2 separate regions of the Mus musculus genome follow, and region 2 is linked to region 1. The links are chromatin loops, found by intact Hi-C in ENCODE. Cell type or tissue: heart. All regions are shown on one strand. Each heading gives the region's core, and the rest is flanking DNA. Links, peaks and the distances in the headings are about the cores only.

What was found. Peaks named below come from ENCODE experiments on the same cell type or tissue, not always from the same donor. Only the 100,000 strongest peaks of a DNase experiment are listed, where the experiment ranks them.
Region 2: it touches region 1 in a loop (2.1-fold over the local background); 1 of 42 quality-filtered maps calls a loop at or near these places.

What each region holds. Positions count from the first base shown.
Region 1 is chr7:127,741,407-127,746,714 of GRCm38, reverse strand. It overlaps a transcript of Fbxl19 not described here. Among named protein-coding and RNA genes, the nearest start is that of Fbxl19, 2.7 kb to the left of the region's middle. In heart, for the core only: CTCF peaks have their summits at 1,367 and 2,187; DNase peaks (open chromatin) are centred at 14, 694, 1,234 and 2,224; H3K4me3 peaks cover 2,649 bases; H3K27ac peaks cover 2,741 bases.
Region 2 is chr7:127,611,410-127,616,775 of GRCm38, reverse strand. Zfp629 (zinc finger protein 629) reads left to right here and starts at 1,504. Exons shown (of 3, transcript NM_001362196.1): 1 at 1,504-1,693; 2 at 4,003-4,109; 3 at 4,214-5,366. The coding sequence starts at 4,037. In heart, for the core only: a CTCF peak has its summit at 2,114; DNase peaks (open chromatin) are centred at 1,505, 2,135 and 2,995; H3K4me3 peaks cover 2,523 bases; H3K27ac peaks cover 2,172 bases.

The DNA.
Region 1 (5,308 bases), core at 1-5,000:
GGTCCAGGGAAAGACCAGGGGCCCCCCACCGTTTCCGGGGTTCAAACCCCGCCCACCGCCGGTTCCCGGGGAGGGGGGGGTCGCTGCAACCTGCCCCCCTCCCCTGGGTCCGCCCCTGTACTGCGGCCCCCTGACCTACAGAGACAGGGCGCGCAGAGGGGGGTGAAGGAAGCTGCTCCGGCCCCGCCCCCCCCAGCCTGCACGCGCCCCCGCCCTCCCCCCTTCAAACGCGCGACCCTCAAGATATAAAGATTTAAATAAAATTTGAATAAATCCACTCCTAAAATGGGAGGGTATAAGGAAAGGATGGGGCAGAGGCAGGAAGGGGGTGGGGGCAGTTGGGATGTCTTAGCACCCCTACTCCCCTAGCCTCGCGCTGCTTCGGCCCTGGGCCCAGGTCGCCGCTCTCATCCCTCCTCAGCTCCTTCCTCCTTCCTCCTCTCCTCCCTCTTCCCTCCCTTCTTCCCACCTCCTCCTCCTTTTTACTCCCTCCTTCTCCCAGAGGAACCCCGCCCCCTTCTCCCTCCTTCCTTCACCACCTTTACTTTCCAGGACGAGCGCGTGCAAAGCACGACGGGAGTTGTAGTTCTCCAAATTCTAGCACTATCGTGGGAAAAGTGGGACACAAGGGCCAGCCGGTACTACAAATACGATGGCGAGAAGGATGCCACGCTGGAAGCCGAGCATGGCGGGAATTATAGTCCAGTTGACCCGAGACTCCCCGTAGCAGGACATAGAGAAGGAGCGGGAAGAATGACTACAAGCAAGATGGCCTTTTCCCCCGACCCGACCTCCTTTCCAGGCACTCACACGCCCTCTGGTCCACAACCCTCCGCGCGTGTGGTACCTGACGGGAGTCGCAGTCCAGCTGCTGCCTTCCCGCTGCCATTTCTACTCATCAGGAACAATGGAAAGGTGAAAAGAAACGAGGACTACAAGCAAGATGGCGATCGAGGGGCGTACACCTAATAAGTCGATCTTATGAAGTGGGATGGGAATAGTAGTTTTCTAGCCTTCCTATGTTCCTTTAAGAATGCCAGAACCGGGAGGATAAAGAGACTACCGTAAAGATGGCAGGATACCTAACCTTTCCTGGCTGCTTCATTCTACCACTTGGAGCTCCTCGCCCGCCTGAACTATCAAAATCCCGCACTCGATGATGCAAAGCCAGACGGGAATTGTAGTCTTCCTCGCTCCCCTCTTTATCTTCTGTCGAGACAATGGAAGTGAGCGGGGCGGGGACTACCACAAAGATGGAGGGTGAAGGAGCACATGATGCTATGGGATTTGTAGTCCAACCGCTAATACTATTCTCGGCGGATGTGTAGGAGAGGACTACTACAGAGATGGCAACCTAGTCGCTTGCCCCTCGGTGCCGGTACCTGGTGGGTTATGTAGTCTCTGCTTTAGTTGTACAGAGAAAGGACGCTACTGTTGAAATATGTATCACCGTGAACACGCCAAATTGCTAGCGGACGGAAACGGAAAGTCTCTTTGCTCTTGGCCTCCTTTTCTAAAGGGCTTGCAGGGAAATGTAGTCCCAAGTTTTCATTCTCCAGTGGCGGAGAATTGATGTCACCTGTGGGAATCAGTGCGGGAGAGAGAAACATCGGAGTGACCTGGGAATATAGAATGTCCGCCTTTTCGGATCGTGAAGATTTCATATTTTAAAAGAACGCAAACCATAACCAATATTGTCGCGACAAGGGAGGCGTGGTTCTCTCCGAAAAGTATACCCACGCTGTTGTTCCTTATAAAGACTGGACGTCTCGCACACGATGCTTCCTATCTTAAACCTTTGCAAATTAATACCTTACACGTGGTGCGAACCAAAGGAAGACGACCTTGGAATATACAAAATCTCCTTTCCACCGTAGGAAGTCATCAGACCTAAGTTTCTTACCCGAAAGGGGTTATGATTAATACTCACCTCCACGCTGAATTAGCGTTAAAAGTATTCAAGAAAGTAACCAGTTCTGGCACGGGGCGTGTGGCTGCAGTTATTTTTTCGAGCTCCCTTTCAGCCCAGCCGTTTTGGAAGCCCAGGAATCCATCATGCCGGACAGTTAGCTTCTGCGAAAAGAAAATTGACGAGTAGGCTACCCCCATCTTAACCCCCACCCCTCCCTCTTCAGTCCTCATCTGAGTCTTCCAACCATCTCTACCCAGCACTCTTCCCAGGGGGCGCCCTCTCTCCTTTTAACAGAGGACGCACACACTGACCAAATTTTCTCAACCTGAATTGTAGCCTTTGGAGCTGTGAAGCCTCATGCCTTGTCTTTTGAGCCTTGGAGGCTTCCGGTGAACTCTCAGTTGCCAAAGGGACTGCTTTGTGCCATGTGGATGACCTCCTGCGTCCTAGAAAATTTGCTCAGTACTACCCCAAGCCAATCTCTGCTTCCTTGTCTCTGCTGGGTTTCCAGCCCTACTGGAGACTTGGTGGGTGTGGTTTTTCTGCTTAGGAAGTTAACTCCGGTCAAAACTGTGTCAAGTCTCAGTTTGCTAGGACTACTAGCCTTAACCTAAGTAGGGGCTCCTTGCAGCCCCGTAACAGTCGTGGCTCCCAGGGAAGTGTCTGTCCATTTTAAATCCACACGGCGGCGTTTCTTTCAACTAGCAAGGACTGCTTTCTGGCCTTCTAGCGCTCTCCTTGCGTGGACCAAAGTTGTACTTTTTCATCCATCCCACGTCTCCACCCAGTTGTTTACCCATCAAGTTCCTATTAAAATTCCACTGCCACAATAAAACCTTCTAGTAATTCCCAGATGAGCTTTGTTTAGTGTCCTTTCCACTAACTTGGAAGCTTGCTGGATGCACCTCACAGGTGTTGTTTGGTTTTGCCCTGCTGGGAATCAAACCAGATATCATTGATGGGAGGCAAAGCACTCTGCAAGGAGTTTACATCTCAGTCCCACCTGGAATACCAAATGCGTTCAGCCTCTCATTTGATCCTAAGAAGCCTGTAATAGCCAGGTGGCACACCTTTATGGCCAGCACTTGTGAGGCAGAGGCAGGAAGATTTCTGAGTTTGAGTAGTCCTGCCTGGTCTACAGAGTGAATTCCAGGACATTGAGGGATATACAGAGAAACCCTATCTCGGGAAAAAACAAAAACAAAACAAAACCAAAAAACATCCCACCACCACCACCACCACCAACAACAACAACAAAAGAAGATGGGCTTGAGAGAGTGAACACACAAAGAAAGATTTTTAGTTTGTATTCTACCTCAGGCAGTGACTGTGTCTTTTTCCCATTGGTTGGGGCCTGGCCTCACAATCTTATTCAGCTGGCTAGTCTGAAAAGAATTGGTGCACCGGAAATGGAGGAGGGCAAAGCAGTCACTGTCCCAGGCCATCAAATCCCTAGAATAGAGTAGTGGGCCTCTGTGCAGACAAAGGTTTGACAGGGTGGGAAGGAATGAAACATTTGCATAAAAGTCTGACAAAAAGGAAGAAATGTAAAAGATTTTAAGTCCTTCTCCAGGACACACATTTTTATCGTGTGTGATACAGAAAGGAAAACTCACAGTTGATATTTTTTTACACTCAGCTATACACAACAGATAAATGATAGAGCCAGAATTTAAACTCAAGTCCAGAGCCCAGGTTGAGAACTTCTGTAACATTTATAGACTAATCAAAATCCAGTTATGTGCATTTAACATGAGCACAGCAAAATTAGCATATAAAGTTAGACTTCTAATGTATCTTCAAAAATTCTAAAGTCAGGCTGGAGAGATGGCTCAGACGTTAGGAGCACTGGCTGCTCTTTTGGAAGTCCTGAATTTATTCCCAGCAACCTCATGATGGCTGACAACCATCTATACTGGAATCTGATGCCCTCTTCTGGTAGATGTGCACGCAGATAGAGCACTCATATACATTAAATAAATGTGTTTTTTTTTTAAAGTTCAAGAGTCTGAATTAGTTTGCATTATTGGATAAAGGAACAGCTGGAGCCAAGTACCTGCTTCCCTTTTGTTGTTGTTTGTTGTTGTTTTTCGAGACAGGGTTTCTCTGTGTAGCCCTGGCTGTCCTGGAACTCACTTTGTAGACCAGGCTGGCCTCGAACTCAGAAATCGCCTGCCTCTGCCTCCCGAGTGCTGGGATTAAAGGCGTGCGCCACCTCTGCCCGGCCTGCTTCCCTTTTAAACAAAATGAAGTTTATAGATTTGACTCGGTAGTTAAAAGCATTTGGTATTGCAAAGGATGGGAGTTCAATTCCCAGCACCCGCATCAGGCATCTCACAACTGCCTGTAACTAAACTCTGTGGCTCTGACACTTCTGGCCTGAGGGCACCTATATGAACACGCACCTAACACCACCAAGATGCACACATGCAGGGAAAAAAGCCAGTCTGGTGGTGCAGGCCTTTAATCTCAGTACTCCAGGCTGCCAGGGCTACACAGAGAAACTCTGTCTAAAAAAAACACATAGATAGATACATAGATACATACATACTAACTAAAAATGAAGCTCAAATACCAGAATTTAGGTTTTGGAAACAAAAAGCACTATACTCCCTTGTTTCCCACAGTCTGTAGTCCCTATCCTATCTGTTGTGCATGATAAAAGCTTATTGAGAACTAAGGGCCATTTTCTCTCTCTCTCTCTCTCTCTCTCTCTCTCTCTCTCTCTCAGACAGGGCTTAGTGTGTAGCTCCAAGTAACCTAGAACCATATAGACCAGGCTGGCCTCCAACTCACAGAGATCCTGCTGCCTCTGCCTCCTGAGTGCGGGAGTGCGGGGCTTTAAAATTGTACGCCATCACACTCAGATACCGCTTCTCTATAGTCAGTCCTTCACCGCTGAGTAGAGTTTCTGCACCCTACCTACTGACAGGAGATTGCACAGAAGACTCCAGAGAGGATGGGTGTGGCTCAGGCTCATCAGCGGGAAAGTGCTGGGCTCCCATGCTTTAAACCCTGAGCCCCACTGCTGCACTGGGAAGGTAAAGTAGGAGGAAGGAAGACAACACTCACCTTTCCACTTCGTAAGTGAAAATTTTACCACCAGCAAACACAAGCTGTAGAATGAAAACATGAGATGCACCAAAGAGGCTAATGTAGGAGCGTTTCCTGAGCCCAAGAATTTTAAACCAGCCTAAGTAACACAGCAAAGACCCCCCCATCTCCAAAGGAAAGAAAGAAAAAACAAAGCAAAACAAAAGAACCCCTATGAATTGGAAAGTCTCAGTAACTTGTCCAGCCTGGCCTGGAACTTGTTCTTCTAGTCACACCATGTGACTTGAAGGCTTAAATGAGAAAGATCTGTTTTAGGATGTGTGACCTTGCTAACAGAGAGGT
Region 2 (5,366 bases), core at 83-5,082, 130 kb after region 1:
GTGTAGCCTAGGTTGGTCTTTTCCCCCCATTAATTTATTTATTCACTTTATATCCCCATTGCTGCCCCCTTCTTCCCAGGCCTGCCCCTATCCCCCTTCCCTTCTCTTCTGAGAGGGTGGAGCCTCCCCTGTTTCTATTCCCTCACCCTGGCACATCAAACATAGCTAGATGCATCCTCTCCCACTGAGACCAGACAAGGCAGCCCAGTTAGGGGAACAAAATCCACAGGCTGGCAAAAGCTGTAGAGACAACCCCTGATCCAGCTGTGGAGGACTCACATGAAGACCGAGCTATATACATCTGCTACATGTGTGGGGGAGGGGGGTTTGACCCAGCCAGTATATATTCACCTAGGTTGGTCTTAATTCATGGTGATTTTCCTGTGTCAGCTTGCAGTGCTAGAGTCACAGCTATTCACTCCCATACAGGGCTTGGAATTTATTTATTTATTTATTTATTTATTTATTTATTTATTTATTTATTTAAGGTTTGAAACGAGTCCTATTGTGCATCCCAGGCTGATCCTGAAGTCCAACTCTTGATTCTCCTGCCTCAGCCTACTAATGGCTGAAGATTACAGGTGGTGTGCTTAGCTACTATGGAACTTTTTGAGGGTAGAATGTTCAATTGTTCAACTCTGGTCTCCTCACACCTGGGTTCATTGAAAACTGTGGCCTCGAACTTTACCTCACATCTCATGTCTTGATTAATTTGCCTTGTAAAATGGGGATGATTCTAAGTCCTCTCTCAGGATGTGGTGGGGAGAAAATGAGACACAAGCAGGAACAGTTTGGGAGCCCTGTGAGGTTCCTTGTTTAGAAACAGGGTCTCGCTAGGTAGCCTGGAGCTATGTGGGCCACGAATATTTTGAACCTTCAGGTCCTCCTGCCTCTGTCTCCCAAGCAACGGAATTACAGGAATTCACCACTACTTCTTGCTCCCTAAGTTTATGGAAGGATTGCCCTGCAGTGAGTTGCATACCTTACCACCGAGCTGCTGGGAAGGGGTAATGCTTGCCTACCTTGTCAGTTTCTTCCTCCAGGGAGACCTGACCACCGGTGGGGGGGTGAGAGGTGGGTAAGAGGGTCCGTAGCGCTGGGTAGCCTTGCCTGGCCCATTAGCTTCTGCTCTTACCGCTAGGTCAGCCCACCCAACCTTTGCTTTCACCTCCTAATCACCAACCCAGGCATACCAGCCCCAGTCCTGGGTGAGTCCAAACAAAGGCGGGTCTCAGGGGACCCGCGGCGGCCGAATCTGAGATCAGCTTAACTGAGCGGCTGGCAGAGTCTTTGGAGAGAATGGCCAGAAATCCGAAGACCTTCGCCGGCCTCTGAGCTCCCCCAAAAGCTGATCTTCCGTGATTCCACTAGACACTGGGAGAGGGGCGTCATCAGCCACCTCCTTGCTTCCATACCCACCCCCTCATTTTTTCCCAGGCTGTGGGAGGCAAAGGGTTAAATCCCATAGAGCTGATGTTCTGACTCCAGGCTAGAGGGGCCCGGGAAGCTGGGGTCACTTCCTGCTCCGTCCCAGTCACCCTGAACTGGTCCCCGGGTCCTCAGCCTGGAATCACCCCTTGAGAAGGACCCTAGAGTTCCCGGCATCTAGCCCGTCCCCCGAGGCAGGGCACTTAAGGGGTTAAGTCCCCTGGGGCTGGCCTCTGCCTTTCGGCTTTTCCCAGACCCCAGAGCCGTGAGTTGGGGCCGCCTGGGTTCCCGGGGTGGCCTGGAGGCCCGGGACAGCCGCCGGGGAACAATAGGGCCAAGGAGGCGGCGACGGGCGAGGGGCGCAGGCCGGGCCCGGGGCGGCGGGGGACGGCGGCCGGGGGATTGTGAGAACCGCGCGGGGACCGCCGTGGGGGAGGGGAGGCGCGCGCGCCCAGAGAGCGAGTCCGGCCGGGGGCGGCGAGGCGGCCGCCGCTCTCCCGGAGCCGGGCAGCCTGGGCGTCCGCGGCGGGGAGGGAACGCCGGCGGCTCGCCTGGGCTTTGGGAGCCGGGGACAGGGTGGGTGCTCCCGGCCGGAGGCGCTCAAGTCTTGGTCCGCCGGGGTGCGGGGGGCGGCGTCGAGGGCGGTCCCGCTGCCTCCTGGTCAGGGTCACCCTGGGCCGCGCGCACCTCCGCGGGAAGGCAGCCGTCTCCGGCAGTCCTTCCCGCCTCGGTCCTCTGGGGGTCGTCCGGGGCAGGAGGCTGGCGCTCTTGGGCCTGGGCTGGTTCCCAGTAGTAGTCGCCTCGCAGTCTTTGCTACTTCTTGCATGTGGCCTGGTTATTAACTCTTTCCCTTCTACGGTAGGCCCTTGAGTTTTAAGTTTCTCTGTCCAAGTATCTAAGCTCCTACCTGTTCTCGGTCAGCTCAGCAGGGTAACCTTCTCCTCTCCGGGGGGCCCCCATCTCTCCCTAAAAACACTTAGAGATAGGGGATGGCTAACTCACTTCTCGGCTGCATTAGCAGTTGGTCAGCTGTCCATTGCTTCACCTGCTTCACACCCCAGCTACCTCTTGGTGAGCTTTGTCCTCTTTGTCCCTGTGCACAAAGTACCTATGCACACTGTCACCCCGAGGGTAGATTATTCCAGGGATTCCGTTAGATGTCAGCGCCCTCCTGCAGCCCTGTTCTCTCTCCTGGGGATCACCCCCGGGATTTTGAGTGACAGATATGACTCCTTCCCCTGGGGGCTCACTCTGACGAACTTATGTCACTTTTCTGACATCGATCTGCAAACTGATCTTAAAAGACACTGAACAAGATAGGCTGGCTTTCTGGGAGCATGAGGTGTCCAGCTCACTCAGTCCTCCAGCAGAGTTTTTACTGGGTACTTGTCCTAGGTGTGTGATGAAGCATCAACAAAAAGAATAAGGCAGAAGGATGGGTCCCCAGGTGTGTGTCTGGGTGGCTTTGGGGACATCCGTACCTAGAGCTCAGAGACGCAGCCTCTCAGACCTCCTCACTGGGTCTGACTTTTGCAGCCGAGGGAACTGGGCTTCCCTGCACTTTTCTGGCTCATTCTCGGGCTTCCGAGCTCTCCTCCTCTCCTGCCAGGAGACCACAAGTAGGAGTCTCATGTGACTGTCAAGGTCAACCCATGCCACAGGGCAAGCCAAACACAGAACGCGGAATTTGTGGTCTTAGCCCTGTTACTTCCCGCCTTGGGGCCTTGGAGACATTTCCCCCAGTGTCTACTTACTAATCTGTAAAATGGACAAATGACTCTTAAGTCTCTCAAGGCAGTGAAAGGAAGAAGACACCTGGTAGTCACCTATGCTCTCTACACACTTGCTTCCCTCCCCTCCTTGCTTGTCCTTTCTCCTTCATTTTGTTTGAGACAAGGTCTCGGGTAGCTGGGACTGACCTTGACCTTGACCTTCTGATCCTCTGGTTTCCATCTCCCAAGTATGCCACCGAGTCAGGCTCCCCTTTTCCTTGCCTTCGTCTCCTGTAGGAGCCCCTGACTTCAGACTCCCCTTCCCACCCATAGGCTATCCTCTGTGCTTGGAGAATGGCAAACTGCCCCCACTCTTTGTGAGTAGTTGTCCCTTCAGGGAAACTTTTTTTTTTAACCCCTTAAAAAGAGTCAGTCTCAGTTCTCTCTGGGGCTCATAAGGGAAAAGTTTATTGCTCTCAATTAGCAGTCCCATAAAGGAAGAAAATTGGAGTCTTAATGAGCTTCCTCTGATTTGCAAAATAACACGTTTCCAGGCCTCTGGGCATCAGATGTGTGGGGTGAAAGCCTGCCTCCCATCTGAATGTTGGATAGCGCTCCAGCCTTCAGTGCAGGTACAGAGGGTTATGACGATGGGGTTTCCATTGCCTCTCCATTCACCGACTTGCTTCATTGCAATCTGGAAGATTTGCAGTATTTGGAACCAGGCCTTTGAGACTAAGGGGCTCAGTGAGAAATGGTGTCGGAGAAGTGAGTGGCGGCAGGTCCCCGAGAGTCACACAAGTGGGAGCACAAAGAAAAGCACTAAACCTGGTCCCATTGTGTACCCATCTCTCCCCACCAGAGACCCTGGAACCTTCACAGTCTGCAGCCGTGGGATGGAGCCTGAGACGGTGCTGTGGGGCCCGGATCTGCAGGGTCCTGAAGAGAGCCAGAATGAGGCTCATAGAGGTGAGGGGCACAAGGGACTGTGGGCAGTCACAGGGGAGGGAAGAGAGACCAGACCCCATGTTCTGAAAGGAGATGGGGGCTGGAGACTCCCTTTCTGTCTGTAGGTGCTGGAAGTGGGAACGAAGAGGAGAGCCCTCAGCAGGAAAGTTCTGGGGAGGAGATCATCCTGGGAGATCCGGCTCAGAGTCCAGAATCCAAGGACCCATCAGAGATGCCCCTGGAGAGCCCCTCCCAGGATGCCTCAGCCCCTCAGGATTCCCCAACCCCCCTGGGTTCTTCCCCCTTAGATCACCAGACCCCTATGGACCCATCAGCCCCCGAGGTAGTCCCTTCCCCGTCAGAGTGGACCAAGGCCTGTGAGACCAATTGGCAGTGGGGAACCCTCACCCCCTGGAACAGCACACCTGTAGTCACTGCCAGTGAACCCAGCCTGCGGGAGCTGGTGCAGGGACGCCCATCTGGGGCCGAGAAGCCATACATCTGCAACGAGTGTGGCAAGAGCTTTAGCCAGTGGTCCAAACTGCTGCGGCACCAGCGAATCCACACGGGGGAGCGGCCCAACACGTGCTCAGAGTGCGGCAAGAGCTTCACGCAGAGCTCGCACCTGGTGCAGCACCAGCGCACACACACAGGCGAGAAGCCTTACAAGTGCCCCGACTGTGGCAAGTGCTTCAGCTGGAGCTCCAATCTAGTGCAGCACCAGCGCACGCACACGGGCGAGAAGCCCTACAAGTGCACGGAGTGCGAGAAAGCCTTCACACAAAGCACCAACCTCATCAAGCACCAGCGCTCCCACACCGGGGAGAAGCCCTACAAGTGTGGCGAGTGCCGACGTGCTTTCTACCGCAGCTCGGACCTCATCCAGCACCAGGCCACGCACACAGGTGAGAAGCCCTACAAGTGCCCGGAGTGCGGCAAGCGCTTTGGCCAGAATCATAACCTGCTCAAGCACCAGAAGATCCATGCAGGCGAGAAGCCCTATCGCTGCACCGAGTGCGGCAAGAGTTTCATCCAGAGCTCGGAGCTGACGCAGCACCAGCGCACACACACCGGGGAGAAGCCCTACGAGTGCCTGGAGTGTGGCAAGAGTTTCGGCCACAGCTCCACGCTCATCAAGCACCAGAGGACACATTTGCGCGAGGATCCCTTCAAGTGCCCCGTCTGTGGCAAGACCTTCACACTGAGTGCCACCCTGCTGCGCCATCAGCGCACGCACACGGGCGAGAGGCCCTACAAGTGCCCCGAGTGCGGGAAGAG